Linked DNA regions of Homo sapiens: regions 1, 2 and 3 are each linked to region 4. Evidence: chromatin contacts called from ENCODE Hi-C or POLR2A ChIA-PET data. All regions are on one chromosome and are shown on one strand. Each heading gives the region's core, a stretch centred on a gene start or an enhancer-like site at or near the end of the contact. The rest is flanking DNA. Distances are from core to core; before and after follow the strand shown.

What was found. A loop is a pair of places that touch in the nucleus more often than their neighbours do. ChIA-PET counts read pairs that join two places held with the same protein, here RNA polymerase II (POLR2A). Pooled maps may share reads with other maps.
Region 1: a map of B cell shows a loop between it and region 4 (6-fold over the local background). The contact joins the promoter of VPS8 here to the promoter of MCCC1 in region 4. A Hi-C loop is called at or near these places in 3 of 168 maps with a recorded cell type or tissue (B cell, CD4-positive, alpha-beta T cell and naive thymus-derived CD4-positive, alpha-beta T cell) and 10 of 50 pooled maps.
Region 2: a map of CD4-positive, alpha-beta memory T cell shows a loop between it and region 4 (22-fold over the local background). The contact joins the promoter of EEF1AKMT4 here to the promoter of MCCC1 in region 4. A Hi-C loop is called at or near these places in 2 of 168 maps with a recorded cell type or tissue (CD4-positive, alpha-beta memory T cell and naive thymus-derived CD4-positive, alpha-beta T cell) and 11 of 50 pooled maps.
Region 3: a map of naive thymus-derived CD4-positive, alpha-beta T cell shows a loop between it and region 4 (20-fold over the local background). The contact joins the promoter of EIF2B5 here to the promoter of MCCC1 in region 4. A Hi-C loop is called at or near these places in 1 of 168 maps with a recorded cell type or tissue (naive thymus-derived CD4-positive, alpha-beta T cell) and 12 of 50 pooled maps. POLR2A ChIA-PET finds 5 or more read pairs at or near these places in 1 of 52 experiments (WTC11).

What each region holds. Positions count from the first base shown.
Region 1 is chr3:184,810,621-184,815,196 of GRCh38, forward strand. VPS8 (VPS8 subunit of CORVET complex) reads left to right here and starts at 1,546. Exons shown (of 48, transcript NM_001009921.3): 1 at 1,546-1,605. RefSeq lists enhancers at 1,364-1,413, 1,474-1,673 and silencers at 3,707-3,796, 3,807-3,856.
Region 2 is chr3:184,246,310-184,250,926 of GRCh38, forward strand. It overlaps EEF1AKMT4 (EEF1A lysine methyltransferase 4), which reads left to right and starts at 3,363. Exons shown (of 3, transcript NM_032331.4): 1 at 3,363-3,581. The coding sequence starts at 3,386. ALG3 (ALG3 alpha-1,3- mannosyltransferase) reads right to left here and starts at 2,653. Exons shown (of 9, transcript NM_005787.6): 1 at 2,436-2,653. The coding sequence starts at 2,631. It overlaps EEF1AKMT4-ECE2 (EEF1AKMT4-ECE2 readthrough), which reads left to right and starts at 3,363. Exons shown (of 19, transcript NM_014693.4): 1 at 3,363-3,581. The coding sequence starts at 3,386. RefSeq lists enhancers at 1,234-1,977, 1,978-2,721, 2,920-2,969, 3,050-3,109, 3,140-3,249.
Region 3 is chr3:184,133,742-184,137,207 of GRCh38, forward strand. It overlaps EIF2B5 (eukaryotic translation initiation factor 2B subunit epsilon), which reads left to right and starts at 1,617. Exons shown (of 16, transcript NM_003907.3): 1 at 1,617-1,839; 2 at 2,871-2,995. The coding sequence starts at 1,645. EIF2B5-DT (EIF2B5 divergent transcript) reads right to left here and starts at 1,520. Exons shown (of 2, transcript NR_183721.1): 1 at 795-1,520; 2 at 1-537. RefSeq lists enhancers at 6-647, 1,517-1,576, 1,897-1,966 and a silencer at 1,717-1,826.
Region 4 is chr3:183,097,074-183,101,609 of GRCh38, forward strand. MCCC1 (methylcrotonyl-CoA carboxylase subunit 1) reads right to left here and starts at 2,423. Exons shown (of 19, transcript NM_020166.5): 1 at 2,279-2,423. The coding sequence starts at 2,367. RefSeq lists an enhancer at 2,349-2,488.

The DNA.
Region 1 (4,576 bases), core at 296-2,795, 1.7 Mb after region 4:
TACTGTTTCAGCATATCTATCTATCTATCTATCTATCTATCTATCTATCTATAATGCACACTCACACATATGCGCATACTGTGTGTGTTTTTATACTAGGCCATGGCTGAAATGTATCTTTTTTTTTTTTTGAGACGGAGTCTCACTCTGTTACCCAGGCTGGAGTGCAATGGCACAATCTTGGCTCACTGCTGCAACCTCTGCCTCCTGGGTTCAAGCAATTCTCCTGCCTCAGCCTCCCGAGTAGCTGGGACCACAGGTGCATGCCACCACACCTGGCTAATTTTTGTATTTTTAGTAGAGACAGGGTTTCTCCATGTTGGTCAGGCTGGTCTTGAACTCCTGACCACCTGCCTCAGCCTCCCAAAGTGCTGGGATTGCAGGCATGAGTCACCGCACCTGGCCTGAAATGTATTTCTTACTGTGAGGGATGATTAAAAGAAGGTTGAAAGCCACTGGCCACACCACGGCTACATCAGGCCAATAACTAGTTCCCAAACTTGCTTTGTACTGCCTTTGATCCCACCCTTCCCTCAGCTAGGCATTCTCCCTGCTCTCTGCTACTGAAATCCTTCAAGGCCCTGACAAGATACCACATCCTTCCTTGAGTGTTTCACCCTTTCCCCCTGTCTGTGCGAAAATGGTGGTTCAATGTCTTTCTTTATATTACTCAAAACAGCCTGCCTTGTATTTTGTTATGTCTGTACACTGAATTCTTAGAAAATAAATACCTGGAGGACAGGGCAACACCTTCGGGTCTTCTGAAGGCCCAGAAGTCTAGTGAACCTAGCTGATGCTCAAAAATGTCTGCCCAACCGAATATTTTCTGTATCTCCTTCCAAGAGTATCTTCTGGTGTTCTTCCTCCTGTTTTCTTGACCTATATAGCCCCCAGCAGGCCTAAAATCTGTGTCCTGGGGCTAATGTTACGTACAGTGATGACTCTAGAAACCAGTCTGTTCTGAAAGCTTTCACCTTTCTTCAGGAGCGATAAGAGAAATAAGCATACGTTTTTGTTCATTTTTCAGATGTTTCCTTTATTTGAGACTATGTTTCTCCTGTATTTTTGGTGTTAAGATGTATTTTGGGGAGCAACACTGATGATATATTACAAGATAATAGTTGGTATTTTAGTATGTGTGTGCCTATTGTACTTATTTGACACAATAAATAGGCAATTCTGAGTTCATCTTTTAAAAAAAAAAAAAAGTTAAAAAAAATTTACTGGTTGCAAACTCCAAAAGGCAGGGAATCAACTTCCCTTCTGGGCTGGCTGCAAGTAAGTTCACTTTCTTAAAGGAGGAGCTTTCTCCTCTCACCTCAAGGACTGTTATTTATTTGTCTGCGCTACTCTTTCGACGTTTCCATTCTCTTGGTCCTCAAGATGTGAATCACCCATTTTTTCCGTAGGGGGGAAGACGGCGTATCTCTGGCCCTTTAAATAGGGGCGTGGTGAAGAGGCGCGGACCGCCCAGGAGGGGGAGCAGTGCGAGGAGGAAAGCGGAAGCGCTGCCCGCAGTGGTAGGTAGTGCGCGTGCGTGAGGCTAGAGCAGTGGGTGCGGTCACGTGGGCCGGCGGTCCACGGCCGGAATGGCAGCAAGCTCAGGTAACGAGTTTCCAGAGAGCGGGCCCGTGGAAGGAGACAGGATTGAGGGGCCGTATTCAGGGTAGGAGGAGAGCGCGCGACAGGTCTCTGAGCCTCGGCGTCTCCTCCCCGCGCGACAGCGGCGGGACCTCGGGGAGCGAACAGAGCAGCCCCTGACGGGCTAACCGGACCCGAGCCACGGGCCGGGCGGGGTTGATTCTCGAGTGGAGGGGCGTGTCGTACGTTGGCCCGGAACTGGGTCGGGCAATTTCCACTTACTGGTTCCAAATGAATGTGAAAATTCAAATGGGCTTAAGTAAAAAGGGATTTATTGGCTCCAAACCTGGAAGGGGCTGAGGTATCACTAAATCCAGTGACTCCGGTGATGTATTTGTGTATCTCTCCCTTTCTGCAAAGGGCCAGTAACCCCTCAGTTCCCTATCTACTTTGCGACTATAATTGCAAGCCTCATTCTGTCCTGTTACAGTCGTGCGGCAATTAGGCTGAGGGACTGGCGCGCCCGCTCCCCCGACTGTGAGCCTAGGCGGCGGGTGTCATGCCCCTCCCCACTCCCGGGCGGAACAGGTGTGTAGCCGGTCTGTCGGGCCTGGGAAACAGGTGTGGACCCCTTTAGCCTCCAGGGACTGATATCAAGGTGCCTGAGCCTGAGGCTTAGATGGGGTGTCCACCTCTTAGGATCGGTGCGCACCCTGTGAGGCTGGTTCCAGTTTGTCTCCGCGTGCAAGTTGTGCACCAGAGTGAGGGCAGCAGGGTGAAAGGTGGGCCTCTGAAGTTCGAGGCTACTCCTGTGCCTTGGCCAGTTCTTTGTGCTTGGCATCTGGGGAAGGAGGGAAACAGCTGCTCAGAGTGTCTGGGTGTACAAAATGGGGGTGCTTTACAGGAGGATAGGGTGGGAGGAGGTAGGATCGGTGAGAGGTTCCATGGCCGTGGGTTATCAGGAATAGCTAGCTGGGGAGCCTTCTTTAAATAAGCAGGCCCCCTCCACTTCTTAGATTCTTGTTAGAATGAATAGGAAGGCTTCTGGCCTCTGCACCATCCACCCTCTACCATACTCTACTTTCCCCTACTGAAAAACCCCAAAACCCAAGCAAAACAAGCATGGATGTTAGCTTGTGGTGCTAAACCTTACTCCAAATGTCTGCATTTGGGAGACAATTACATGTTAATTGTCTGTGTATGTCTATGTCTGCCTGTGTGGGTTTGAGGTATATCTAATATAAATGTGGATGGAGAATCTGCATATGTTTGTGTAAGACGTGGGTTTGCTCATGGTTAAATTTAAGCACAGAATAGGTATTGAATCCTCTGGCAATAGCTGGCCTGTTCCATAGAATATGCAATAAAGATAAATGGAAAAAAAATTCGTTGAACTACTGGGCTTTATATGGTCAAAGAGGCATTTGTGAGAAAATTCTTTCCAGAGCTCTAACAGAGTAATATGTTGATTTTTTCTTTATATTTAATATATTTGCTTCGTATCTGGACCATTGTCAGCAGATGGATGTTTTCTGTCTTCCAGAATATTGGGACATGTTGGTGATTCTTAGCTGTATCTCACTATTCCATTGACATTTCAACCAGTGTGACACAAAATGTCAGTTATGTATGTGAATGAGAAGTAAGATCTTTTGAATTTAATGAAGTATGTTTAACTTTGGATCTATTGATAGCTTTCATAGAGTTTAGATCGTATGTTCTCTTGATCCACAGCTGTAGGTGTCATCGGTACATAGTGGTAAGATCAAACTGTTGTATTCTTAACTGAATCTTGAATGAATATTTGACTTATCTTCACGCTGTATGACATTATTAAATGTGTTCTGTGTTTTAGCAAGGAAATATAGCTTTGCGTTGGATTTTTCACTGTTATGAATTTCTTAGGTTTACTGTAATAGCAATTATACTTTTTTAGTCAAAGATATTTCTGTTGCAAGTGACAGAAAATTCAAATGGGCTTAAGCTAAAAGGGATTTATTGGCTCCAAACCTGGAAGGGGCTGGGGTATCACTATATCACTAAATCCAGTGACTCCAGTGATGGAGTACTTGTGTCTCTCTCCCTTTCTGCAAAGGACCAGTAACCCCCAGTTCCCTATCTCCTCTGCAACTGTAATTGCAAGCCTCATTCTTCCTGTTACAGTCATGGGACAGTTAGGGGATATGTTCTGAGAAATGTGTGGTTAGGCAAATTTTGTCATTGTGCATGCATCATAGTGTACTTACACAAACCTAGATGGTGTAGTCTGCTACACACCTAGACTATGTGGGATGGCCTGTTGCTGCTAGGCTATAAACCAGCACAGCATGTTACTGTACTGAATACTGTAGGTGGTTGTAACACAATGGCCAAGTATTTGTATATCTAAACATAGAAAAGGTACAGTAAAAATACAGTTTAAAAGATTGAAAAATGTGAACCTGTGTGGGGCACTTACCATGGATGGAGTTTGCAGGACTGGAAGTTGCTGTGGGTGAGGCAGTGAGTAGTGAGTGAGTGTGAAGGCCTAGGACATTATTGTACACTACTGTAGACTTTTTGAACACTGTACACTTAGGCTACACTGAATTTATTAAAAATTTTTTCTTTCTCCAATAATAAATTAACCTTAGCTTACTGTAATGTAACTTTTATGTTATAAACTTTTTAATTTAAAAAAGTTTTTAACTTCTTTGTGATAAAACTTAGCTTAAAATACAAACACATTGTACAATTAGCTGTACAAAAATATTTTCTTTATATCCTTATTCTGTTAGCTTTTTTCTATTTCAAAAAATTTTAATCTTTAAAAACGAAGACGCAAACACACACATTACTCTAGGCCTACACAGAGTCAGGAAGGTCCCGGTGGAATGTCTTTAGAGGCAGTAACACATAGGGAACTGTCATCTCTTATGATAACAGTGCCTTCTGGAATACCTCCTGAAGGACCTGCCTGAAACTGTTTTACAGCTAATTTTTAAATTTTTAAATA
Region 2 (4,617 bases), core at 2,113-4,612, 1.2 Mb after region 4:
CGTACACCAAAGAGCTCCTCCTAAAATACAAATCATAACAGGCCTCTGCTTAAAACCTCTCAATGATTCCCCAAGACCCTTAAGATAAAGAAAACTCTGTATTATTCCCATTTTTTGAAGGGGAGCCTAAGAATTAATTAGGTTAAGTGACTGGCTTAAGATAATTGAGCTAGGATGGTGGAGTTGGGATTGAAGCTTGCAGGGTCCCAAGTTCTTAATTATCATGCTATCTTCTTAACAAAGCTTTCAAATTCCTTCATGATCTGGCCTCAGTTTCTGCATTCCCATCTCTTACTACTCCCTTCACTTGATTTCTACACTCTAGCTCTAAAAAAATCATTTCAGTTCCTCAAAGGAACCAGGCTGTCTTCTTTTTTTTTTTTTTTTGACAGAGTCTCACTCTGTCACCCAGACTGGAGTGCAGTGGTACGATCTCAGCTCACTGCAACCTCCGCCTCCCGGGTTCAAGTGATTCTCCTGCCTCAGTCTCCCGAGTAGCTGGGACTACAGGTGTGTGCCACCATGCTTGGCTAATTTTTTAAGTTTTGTATTTTTAGTAGAGATGGGGTTTCACCGTGTTGGCCAGGCTGGTTTGTTTGTTTGTTTTTCTTTTGAGACAGGGTCTCGCTCAGCCACCCAGGCTGGAGTGCAGTGGTGCGATCTCAGCTCACTGCAACCACCATCTCCCCGGTTCGAGCCATTTTCCCATCTCAGCCTCCCAAGTAGCTGGGATTACAGGCACTTGCCATCATGCCCAGCTAATTTTTCTATTTTAGTAGAGACAGGGTGTCAACATATTGGCCAGGCTGGTGTTGAACTCCTGACCTCAGGTGATCTGCCCGCCTCGGGCTCCCAAAGTGCTAGAATTACAGGCATAAGCCACCGTGCCCAGCCAGGCTGGTCTTTAACTCCTGCCCCCAAGTGATCCGCCCACCTCAGCCTCCCAAAGTGCTGGGATTACAGGCATGAGCCACCGTGCCCAGTCTAACTGAATTTTTTTTTTTTTTGACACGGAGCTTGCTCTGTCACCCAGGCTGGAGTACAGTGGCGCAATCTCGGCTCACTGCAACCTCCACCTCCCGGGTTCAAGCAATTCTCCTGTCTCAACCTCCCGAGTAGCTGGGATTACAGGCATATGCCACCACGCCCAGCTAATTTTTGTATTTTTAGTAGAGACAGGATTTCATCATGTTGGCCAGGCTGGTCTCAAATTCCTGACCTCAGGAGATCCACCCGCCTAGGCCTACCAAAGTGCTGGGATTACAGGCGTGTGCCGCTGCGCCCAGCCTAGCTGGAGATTTTTAATAGAGGATCCTCTGTCCACAGCACTCCTTCCCCTCACCTTTTTCTTCTTTCCTTAAATAGCTAATTCCTACCTTCCAAGGGTGGCTCTATGAAGCCTTTGCTGACTCCTCCAACCTGGTTTAAGTGACTTCCTATGCCCTTTATGGTATCCTGTGTTACTACTACCATGATTATGATGCATTATAATTGCCTGCTAACTTACTGTCCAGGCCCGAGTTAGAAATGCATCCTTTTTCTTTTTTTTTTTTTGAGACGGAGTCTTGCTCTGTCGCCCAGGCTGGAGTGCAGTGGCGTGATCTCGGCTCACTGAAAGCTCTGCCTCCCGGGTTCACGCCATTCTCCTGCCTCAGCCTCCCGAGTAGCTGGGACTACAGGCGCCCGCCACCATGCCCGGCTAAATTCTTTTTTTTTTTTTTTTTTCAGTAGAGACGGGGTTTCACCGTGTTAGCCAGGATGGCCTCGATCTCCTGACCTCGTGATCCGCCCGCCTCGGCCTCCCAAAGTGCTGGGATTACAGGCGTGAGCCACCGCGCCCGGCAGAAATGCATCTCTTATTCACCACTGTACCTCTCTCTGGTAACCAGCATAATGCTAGGCATATAATAAGCACTAAATAAATATTTGTTGAATTAAGAGTCTTTAGCAAGAAAGCCAAGTGCCTTAAGCCTAGAGTATAGTTTCAGCCTGGAAAGGAGTAGCCAATAATGCCTAATGGACTCAAGTGGTCACAAGATGCCATCATTGAGAAGGGACGTTCAAAGATCACAGAACTGAACACATGGAAAAAGCTGAGATCCAGGAGGAGACCTGAGGTGTCCAAAGCCACAGAGAAAAGCAGCAGCAGCAGCAGTACAACAATTTTGGCTCAAATCTGACTTCTAAGCTGGTTTGCAGGCTGTAAGTTCAGTGCAGAAGGCCAATCTCTAGGGTATCCACCTCTGCCATGCGGGCAGATTAAGATCCGGTTTTCTGTAGAGCAGGCTTGGCGCTCAGGTAAGGGATATGGATGGGTTCGCAATTGACGAGTGAGTGGATACAGAGTCTGGTTTGGAGTTCCAGGTCTGAGATCCAGTTTGGGTCGCGGGTTCAGGTCTCCCTCCCTCCCCTCCCCTCCCCCTCGGCGCACTCACATGCCACCCTGTGAATGACCCAGAAGGTGATGCCCACCTCCGCCAGGCAGAGGCAGGCGGCCACCAGCAGCGTGTAGCGCGGCTCCCGCAGCAGCAGGCGCCGCTCTTGCCAGGCGCGCTGCAGCCATTGCTTGCAGAGTCCCTCTGCCTGGGCCGCGGAACCGGACCGGCCGCGTTTCCGCAGCCCAGCCGCCATCTTAACGGTGCGCCGCTTGTGTGGGCCCACCACCCCCGGAAACCCGAACCTTCGACACTTAGGTTCCGCTTCCCGTGCCTGGCGTCCCACCAGGCTAAGCGCCGATCCGAGTAGCCAGTCTTCATTTACTCCACTAAAATGTAATTTTTCTGCATTTGTCTCCTCTGATGCACTCCACGCTCCATAGGAGCAGGGACAATGTCTTACTCCTCAGTTTATACCCAGCCCTGGGTACACAGGCGCTAATTTAGAACGAATGTCCAGAAAAGCAACATTCCTGCCTACCTCCCCCACAACCGCTGAAGCCAGCATTCTCCTTCGCCTGCGCTGGGAACATCTGTGTTCATGCTGTCTCTCCAGGAGGGCAAAGCCCCTGTTCGCGCCCCTCCTGCCTGCCCTTCGAGCCTTCCGGATGCTGAGAAAAATGAACCTTTCACTAATTTTCAGATTTCCTGATAAAAGTCATTCATATTGAAAATATGAGAGGACGCAGTGATGAGCCCACGTGAGTCTGACACCTTGAGTGCGGCCCTAGGAAATGACTTGGCAGTACAGCCGGAGGATTCAGGGTCTGGACGATAGTTTTCCCAGCCGGAGGATTCTTCGAAGAGCGCTTAGTAAAGGACGGAAGTTCCACGTGTTTGTGTTGAGCAACTGCAGGTGGTGGGCGGAGACACCAGCGCCCCGCCTTCTGCATCCTGCCTTCCGTATTGGCTGAAGGGCCGGCGGCTCTGGCTGCCCGGCGGTTGAGAGCATGGCCTCTCCAGGGGCAGGTAGGGCGCCTCCGGAGTTACCGGAGCGGAACTGCGGGTACCGCGAAGTCGAGTACTGGGATCAGCGCTACCAAGGCGCAGCCGATTCTGCCCCCTACGATTGGTTCGGGGACTTCTCCTCCTTCCGTGCCCTCCTAGAGCCGGAGCTGCGGCCCGAGGACCGTATCCTTGTGCTAGGTGGGTAATCCCGGCGCGGCCCCGCCAGGTAGAGCTGGCAGGACCGGCGCCGCATGGGCTTGGCCTGGTCCGCTTTCCTCCCGCCTGTCTATCCCTCTTGGAGGACGCCTGCGTTGGGACGCGAGATCCAGCTCCTTCAGAGTCCCGGCTGTATTTAGTCAAGGCTAACAGGAGTAAGAGATTGTTGGTCCCGGGGCCCTCTGGAGAAAGACAGTCCCTCAGAGTTTGAGCGTTGGGGGTACCCAAGACCCTGTCCGGACCCTCGGGAGGCAGGCAGCCTTGGGGACCGGATTGCTCAGAGGACCGAGATCAAGTCCTAGCGCTAATTGACTTGTAAAACTTAGGACAAGTCATGAACCCGTTCTGAGCTTTAGATTCAGTTCTAGAAATGGTACTGCGAGTTCACATCGGAGGCGGCACGCGCAGGCACCTCGAGAATAATGCCCAGCGCTTTTCTTTTTGCCCCTGGGCACTGGGAGCCAGAGTCACCTAGAGAGAGTCCTGTCTGAAACTTGGTCCTATGCCTTAGAGAGTGAGAACAGCACCCTCTAGGGGTGGAGGGGAGATTGCCGCCCAGGGTGATACGATTCCCCAAAGGGAGACGTGCTGGAGGAAAGGTAGGGCTCTGGGGTGTTCGGCTGACCTCTTGAGGTTCTCTCCTAGTGTCAGCCTTGGAGGCGCTAGTAAAGTTTGAATGAGCAACAGATTTTCTTCCAATTGTCGTTTTTACTTTGCTCTTTGTAAAAGCCTTTGTATGTTTAAGTGAAGTCTTTAATAAATAAAAAAGGTATATGTAATATATATGTAAGGTATAAATAACAAATCTAATGTGTGTGTCTATTCCACTCAGTTTGAGAAATAGAACATTACTAGGGATAGAAAAAAAAGTATAATTTAGTGGTTAATAACTTGGCTGGGCGCGGTGGCTCACGCCATTAATCCCAGCACTTTGGGAGGCCAAGGCGGGCGGATCACCTGAGGTCGGGAGTTCGAGATCAGCCTGACCAACATGGAGAAACCCCATCTCTACTAAAAA
Region 3 (3,466 bases), core at 367-2,866, 1.0 Mb after region 4:
TACCAGTCTACAGAATTTTAAGACCTGGATTTACCATAAGCACAAATGCCTTTCGGCAGCGGATTCACCACTTCCCAACTTCCCAAGGTTGCGGGAATCATTTAAAATAAATTCTGCAATCGGACCTACTTTCCATACCCAAACACCCCCCCAAGAGTGTGTGTGTGTGTGTGTTTGTGTGTGTGTGTGTGTGTCCTATTTAATTCCTTCTCCCCTCCCCCATTTCTACCTCTGGATTTGTAGGGCAGTTGAACATTCCTTTTCTACAACGTGCATTCATTTAATGGAAAACTTTTACTTAGTTGGCTTCAGCCTTTCCTTTTCTAGGATAAATCAAATGGTTTTCGTTCCGCACCCTAACGAGGCAAGAAATGACAAACTCCTCGGTCCCCCTAGGCGGGCGCCGGAGCACGACGGGTCAAGTCGGAATCGCCACGTGGAAACAGCTCTCAGCATCGCGAACTCCAAATCCCGACGTGCAACGCGGGGCGGGATGGGAACAGTTTGCAGGAACTGCAGAAGCCTGTGGCGTGGAACCTGGACAGGTCCCGTGCAGAAAGGGCGCTATGCCTTACAGAAAAGTTCCTTGCCTCCCAAATGACGCCCAGCCTTCCTGCCCCGTTCCACCGCTTTCCCACGGCCCCGCCCCTCTACAGAGTTGGTTTATTCCCCGCAGCCACCGCTTCTTTCCCCAAAGAGAAAAAGGTGCTGCTGCGCCTTTTCAAGCCTTGGACCTTTACGCCCGCACTTTCCTCTGCCCAGAAAGCTTACTGCTTAACTCCAGTACAACTTACTGGTGCGCCTGGATCCACCCCCGTCTCCACTCTGCTTAAGACACAGGAGGCTGATAGGCTGGAAGAATGAATAGATGACATAAAATAGTCATTGTTATCCCCACATAACTTGGCAGCAAGATTGTGGAACTCTGCAGTCAGACAGATCGGGTTCCAATACCAGTTCTTCCACTTACTAGCTGGGTAAACTTCCTTCATCCTTCTGAGAGTTCAAGAAACGTTTGCTGAACGAATGAATAAGATGTTTTGCAGAGATAATGCTTGTATCGTGCCTGGCCCAAAATCAGCGCTCAATGGAATTACTGGTCTCCCTACTATATGCCTGCCACCTTCTCTATTTATGCAGGTTCTGAGTTCCTCGCAGCGGGGGAACATCTGGCTCGGTTCTATCTCCCCAAGGCGCTGGGTTCCCAGAAGTTTCTAGAATGAATACGGAGGGCTACATATTTCACATGCGCGGGGCGGGGAAACTGCTGGGCGATTACAGATTCCCGATGGAGCTGGCCCCTTCGTGGCGACCACAAGTCCTATCACGCCACAAGAATCTCGGCTTGTTCACCTACAAATGAAGGCCGACGATACTTGCAGACCGAGTCTGACATCTATGGGACCCCACTCCTACCCTGCGCCTCAGGGGCCGGGACAACCGTGACCCGTACCGACTCCTCGCGCCTCCGGGATCAACCTCAGACCCCTGTGGGCTCCCGGGGAAGACGCATGCGCACTGCTCCCTCCTCGTCTCCTTCCCTTCGTTAATTAGTCCATCGCATTTCAAGTGCTGGATCCTTTTTGTCCCCTACTGCGTGCGGTGGCAGCTTCCTTGCGGAAGTGGTGACCGTGAGAGAAGAAGATGGCGGCCCCTGTAGTGGCGCCGCCTGGTGTGGTGGTTAGTCGGGCTAACAAGCGCAGCGGCGCGGGGCCGGGAGGCAGCGGTGGCGGGGGAGCCAGAGGGGCGGAGGAGGAACCGCCGCCGCCCCTACAAGCAGTTCTGGTGGCCGATAGCTTCGATCGCCGCTTCTTCCCCATCTCCAAGGACCAGCCTCGGGTGAGCGCCGCGCACGCGAGCAGCCAGAGGGCAGGAAGGGTGGCAGGGCTGGAGCAAGTTCTCATTTCGGCTAACTACAACAGCATGCCCTTGAAGGACCTGCGTCTATGCTGTTATCCTAAAACCGGATGCAGAGGGACTGTCTAAACCCTGATGACTGCTGACCAAGTTAGTGGCCGGCAGATTTGGGCATTCGTAATGCTGTCCACCTCGGGTTTGAAAGGAATGAAGAGAGCTAAATGTAGAAACAGCGCTTGAGAGAAGCCTTCACGCGGGGATTCAGTGCCCCTAGAAGAGGCTGCGCCGCTTTTAACCTTGCCGATGACGGTTGCTTAGGTGAAAAGAAACGACCTTTTGCCTCTGAAAGGGCGGTAATATGCCTTAAAAAGAGCGGGCTAGATCTCAGGCAGTGTATTTTTTTTTTCCTTCCAGGTTCTAATGATAGCCGGTGCTATCTGTCGAAAGGACAAAATGGGTTTAGTGGTTGATTGCCATCAGCCCCCGAGTTGTCTAGACAATGGGGTATTGGACTCAGCTGGGTCGTTCAGCAGTCAGTTCAGAAAGAGGGAACTGCATTGGATTTAAGGAAAATCCTCTCTAATTCCCTCGAAAAAGCCTAATGGCTGTTCATTTTTGACAAGTGACGGGAGATGGCTAACCTCTGACACTTAGAAAGGGATCAAGGAAGGAAATCTTATGGGGAAGAAGGCCTTAGCAATGCTTAAATTTATGGAAATATGATTGATTTCCAGTATTATCCTTTGCCAGCAGTGAACTGCCATTCTGTCACAGCTCTGTGTCTGATACAAGGCACATAGATTCTGTACTTACCATCCCCAAATTGCAATGTCTCAGACTCAGGCTTAGAGCATGGCATGAACATCAAAGGCAGGAACCTGTTTATCTTTGAATTGGAAAGATACAGCAAAATTACACTGTTTGGAAATACGAATAGAGGAGTGAAAATTGTTGCAGTGGGGTACCCAAAGGGATTCGAGACCTCAAGTTTTTTTTCATCTTGTATCCTTCAGGTCCTCTTGCCCCTGGCCAATGTGGCATTAATTGACTACACTCTGGAATTCCTGACTGCCACAGGTGTACAGGAAACATTTGTCTTTTGTTGCTGGAAAGCTGCTCAAATCAAAGAACATTTACTGTAAGGCCCTGCAACTTTTCTTTCCATGTTTCGCCATCTTTTTCCAGTTTTTTCAGGATGAATGTAACTAAGGGGAAATGTGAGAGGGGAAAAATGTGTCTACTTAGATGTCATTGTAAGTTCTAAGGGTATTTTCTACACTTATCAGGAGGTGAGCAGCTGAAACTTTGTATCTGTCTGTCTTGGGTTTTCTGTGACAAAGATTAAAGAATAAACTTGGGTTTTTTCTGAATCTCATTATAAAGTTTGGTGCCAGTGGACTTTGCTTTTATTTAATGGCTTCAGTATGGAAGTTACAATGATAACATCTTTGTTTTCCCACTGAGTTTCTAAATCTTGTTTGTTCTCACCTTCAAGGATATAAATGAGCTCCTTGTCATCTTTGTATTCCCACTGCCTAGCTCAGTCCCAAGCATATAGTGAGCACTTACATGTTTGTTGAAATCTTGAAAACTAGGGAATCGCATTGCT
Region 4 (4,536 bases), core at 1,173-3,672:
ATCCCAACAATGTTCTGATCATCTATTCCATTTTTCACAATTATCTAAGCTGCAACTTAAAAGCAATGGCTTAAACAAGATTAAGAAGCTGCTTCCCCGGAGCTTGCAGTGAGCCGAGATTGCGCCACTGCAGTCCGCAGTCCGGCCTGGGCGACAGAGCGAGACTCCGTCTCAAAAAAAAAAAAAGAAGCTGCTTCCCTGATTCAAGGTAGCTCTATACCAGCTTATTGTCATGTCTATAATTCTGCCACCAGAGATTATTTTCTGTGAGCTACTAAAGATTCATAACATAAAAATAATGTAAACTATCTGTGCTGTTAAGATTTTTTTGTTTTTGTTTTATTTGAGATGGGATGTCACCCAGGATGGAGTACAGTGGTGTGATCATGGCTCACTACGGCCTGGAACCCCTGGACTCAGGCCGTCCTCGCCCTCCTCATCCTCCCAAGTAGCTGTGACTACAAGTGTGTGCCACTACGCCTGGCTAATTTTTTAATGTTTTGTAGAGATGAAGCCTCACTGTGTTGCCCAGGCTGGTCTTGAACTCTTGAACTCAAGCAATCCTCCCACCTTGGATCCCACAGTGCTGAGAAACTGCTGAAAATACAGGCATGAACCAAGTCTCCTGGCAAAGAGTTTTACTTCTATAAGCCATTAACAACTCTAACACTCTCCAGAGTGACATACTTGAGGATAGTTCTTTAGACAATAGCTAAGCTTTGAAAGGGAAGACAGGAAATGGGTCTATGGTACTATCCTGAAGAGCCCTGGAGGCCTAAGAAAAGAAAAACCAGAAGAACAAGAAGAACATTAACATTACTTACACCAACTTTTTTTTTTATTTTTTTATTTTTTATTTGAGACGGAGTCTTACTCTGTCGCCCAGGCTGGAGTGCAGTGGCGTGATCTTAGCTCACTGCAAGCTCCGCCTCCTGGGTTCACACCATTCTCCTGCCTCAGCCTCCCGAGTAGCTGGGACTAACAGGCGGGACTATAGGCGCGTGTCACCACGCCCGGCTAAATTTTTTGTATTTTTTAGTACAGACGGGGTTTCACCGTGTTATCCAGGTTGGTCTCGATCTCCTGACCTCGTGATCTGCCCGCCTCGGCGTCCCAAAGTGCTGCGATTACAGGCGTGAGCTACCGCGCCCCGCCAACTTCCAACAACTTTCTTATGTTTCTCTGGGGCACTCCTACAATTAAGTAACTAAAAAGGGCATCTACAATATTTCTGGAAAATAAAAGCAAGCAAACGTTCATATAAATGGTTGAGTTTGCATTTATAGACTGATCTTATGTACCAGATTGTGCTTAAACCTCATTCCATGAATTAATTCATTTAGTTTTCACAACCCAAGGTACTCGTATCATCTCCAAGGTGAGGAAATTAAAGAAGAAATATTAAGTAACTTACCCAAAGTCACACACCTAGTGAGTAGCTAACTAAGACCTCAGCCTTGACTGCAGAGTCTGTGCCCTTGAACACTAAACTGTCAATCTTTCCAGAATGATGAAGGATGATAACGATGAAGCAAAAGAAGACAAAGAAGCAAAGCTATCTACAAGCCTGAGGGTTTTTTCACTGCCAGAGTTATTGCCACCAAAGCTTAGAGCTCAAAATTTGAAACAGAGCTGGAGTCAGGTGAGCTAGACTGAGTCATCTGATAGCGTTGTTCAAACTTGGGTACAAGAGTTTTTGACAAAATAATTTCCCAGCTCTGTGGAAGGTACATTTGCTCTTCTTGACAACTTCACTCTTCTAACAATGAGAAGGAACTCCAGGAGTCTTTCTCTGAACTGGACACCTGATGGGGCACAGCTGAACTGAAAAATGGCTTTGAGGGCATCCCGGCCCCATTTCTTACTAGCTGTGTTTCGTTGAGGAAGTCGTTGATCCCTTTGGGCTTCCCCGGAACCGGATTATAACAACGCTCCCACCTAAGGGGTGCTGCGAAAGCCCGATGTAAACGGCTACGAGCTGCAGCGACGGCGAGGGGAGCCTGGAGGATGGCGGGCCCAGTCCTCAGAAATGGAAAAACAGAAGCCAAAGGCGCGCTGAAGCGTGGATGTGCGGAAGCGGGGAGAAAGGGAAGGGCTGGTGGGGATGTCTTCCTCCCGACGCCGTGACTGCCGGCAGAACCCCTCCGAAAGTGCCTGGGGTTTTCCTACCGTCCTCCCCACACCGACCCTGGGTTCCGCCGCACCTCCCACCGCTCACGCGGGTCCGTGCACCCCTCGCTCCCGCCTCTGCCCACTGAGCCATGGCCCCTCCACCCACCTCGGCGGCAGGAGCAGGCTCGGGAGACGATGCCACCGGTTCCTCTCCGCCGCCACCAGCAGCACCGACACCGCAGAGGCCGCCGCCATGTCCCTGGAGCCCGGCCACTCCGTGACTCCCCAGTACAGAGGCAGCTGCGTCCCACACGCCAAACCCGTTCCTCCACTACGAAGCCTCGTGACCCCCGCCGGCCACCGTCGGAGCCTGAGCCTACCTTTGGGCTGATCCAAGAATGTGAGGGCGTCTCCACGAACACCAATCAAAGACCAGAGCCCGGCTTCAGTAGCGACGATTGGGCAGTCTGGCCACGTGCTCGTGGGGGTGTGGCCTTTGTTTCTGCGTCCCCTGGGGCCTGCTCTGACTAAGGCAAGGGTTTTCTCCATCCTCCCCCTCTTGGTTGCCTGTCACTGTTTCTTCCTGCATCCCGTGGGGTTTCTTCGCTCTCGTCACCTTCTGGGAGAAGAACCCTGGGGAAGAAGCCAAATGCGGATGGACAGCAGGATACACAATTCTCTAGTGCTCTCAGGGATGAAAAAATAAATAAGCTAAAGTGAAAATCTTTAAACCACCTGAGCTTAAAACAGGTATTCTAACTGACTATTGGGAAAAAGAGGAAGTCAAAGAGCAAACTGAGGAACATCTAGAGAATAAAGAAACTGTAAACACTACATGTAGATGCTTCATGAGGAAAGCAGGAGGGAGAAATTAGGGAAGATAAAGGAATAAATAAATGAATTCAGGAAACCAGTGTCAAAGGACTAATAAACCCACAGGTTCACAAAAAATAAAATAGTTATCTAATCAGAAATAGAGAAAAATGCACATTTGACATGATTTAAAAAACAAGCAGGGGAAAATCACAGACACAGGAAACAAATTATAGATTTGTAAGATGCTAATTTTGCTTAACTTCAAGTGAACTTAAAACTCTGGATGAAATGGATGATGTTACAAGAAAATACAATTTATCAAAATAGATCCTGGAAGAGACAAAATTTAAGCAAACCGTTACCACAGAAAAAATAGAGAAGTTTATCAAAGAACTATCCTTGCTACCACCATGGCCCACTTTCACCTTCACCTTCACCCCTAAAAGTTACAAAAGCCCTCCATGTCTTGCAAGAAAATTCCACACAAATGAGTAATTGACTCAAATGCTATTAATTCTGTCCCAGAGCACAAAAAAGATGGAAGTCTTCCAAACTCTTTTTAAAAAGTAAACATAACTTTGATACCAAAATCAACAAAGATATCACGCACACACACACGACAGACCAATTTCACATGTAAGTATCAGTGGAAAAATTCTAAATAAAATATTAACTACGCTGGGTGCTGTGGCTCATGTCTTGTAACCCCCCATTGAGATGTGACAGCGTGCTGGCAGTCCTCAGAACCCTCGCTTGCTCTCGGCACCTCCCCTGCCTGGGCTCCCACTTTGGTGGCATTTGAGGAGCCCTTCAGTCCCCCACTGCACTGTGGGAGCCCCTTTCTGGGCTGGCCAAGGCCGGAGCCCACTCCCTCAGCTTGCAGGGAGGTGTGGAGGGAGAGACACGAGCGGGAACTGGGGCTGTGTGCGGCACTTGCGGGCCAGCTGGAGTTCCGGGTGGGCGTGGGCTTGGTGGGCCCCGCACTCGGAACAGCCAGCCAGCCCTGCTGACCCCGGGCAATGGGGGACTTAGCACCCGGGCCAGTGGCTGCGGAGGGTGTACTGAGTCCCCCAGCAGTGCTGGCCCACCGGCGCTGCGCTCGATTTCTCGCCGGGCCTTGGCTGCCTTCCCACGGGGCAGGGCTCGGGACCTGCAGCCCGCCATGCCTGAACCTCCCACCCACTCCATGGGCTCCTGTGCGGCCCAAGCCTCCCCGATGAGCGCCACCCCCTGCTCCACGGCGCCCAGTCCCATCGACCACCCAAGAGCTGAGGAATGCGAGCGCACGGCGGCGCAGGACTGGCAGGCAGCTCCACCTGCAGCCCCGGTGCGGGATCCACTAGGTGAAGCCAGCTGGGCTCCTGAGTCTGGTGGGGACGTGGAGAGTCTTTATATCTAGCTCAGGGATTGTAAATACACCAGTCAGCACCCTGTGTTTAGCTCAAGGTTTGTGAATGCACCAATCGACACTCTGTATCTAGCTGCTCTGGTGGGGCCTTGGAGAACCTGTGTGTCGAAACTCTGTATCTAACTAATCTGATGGGGACGTGGAGAACCTTTGTATCTAGCTCAGGGATTGTAAACGCACCAATCAGCACCCTGACAAAA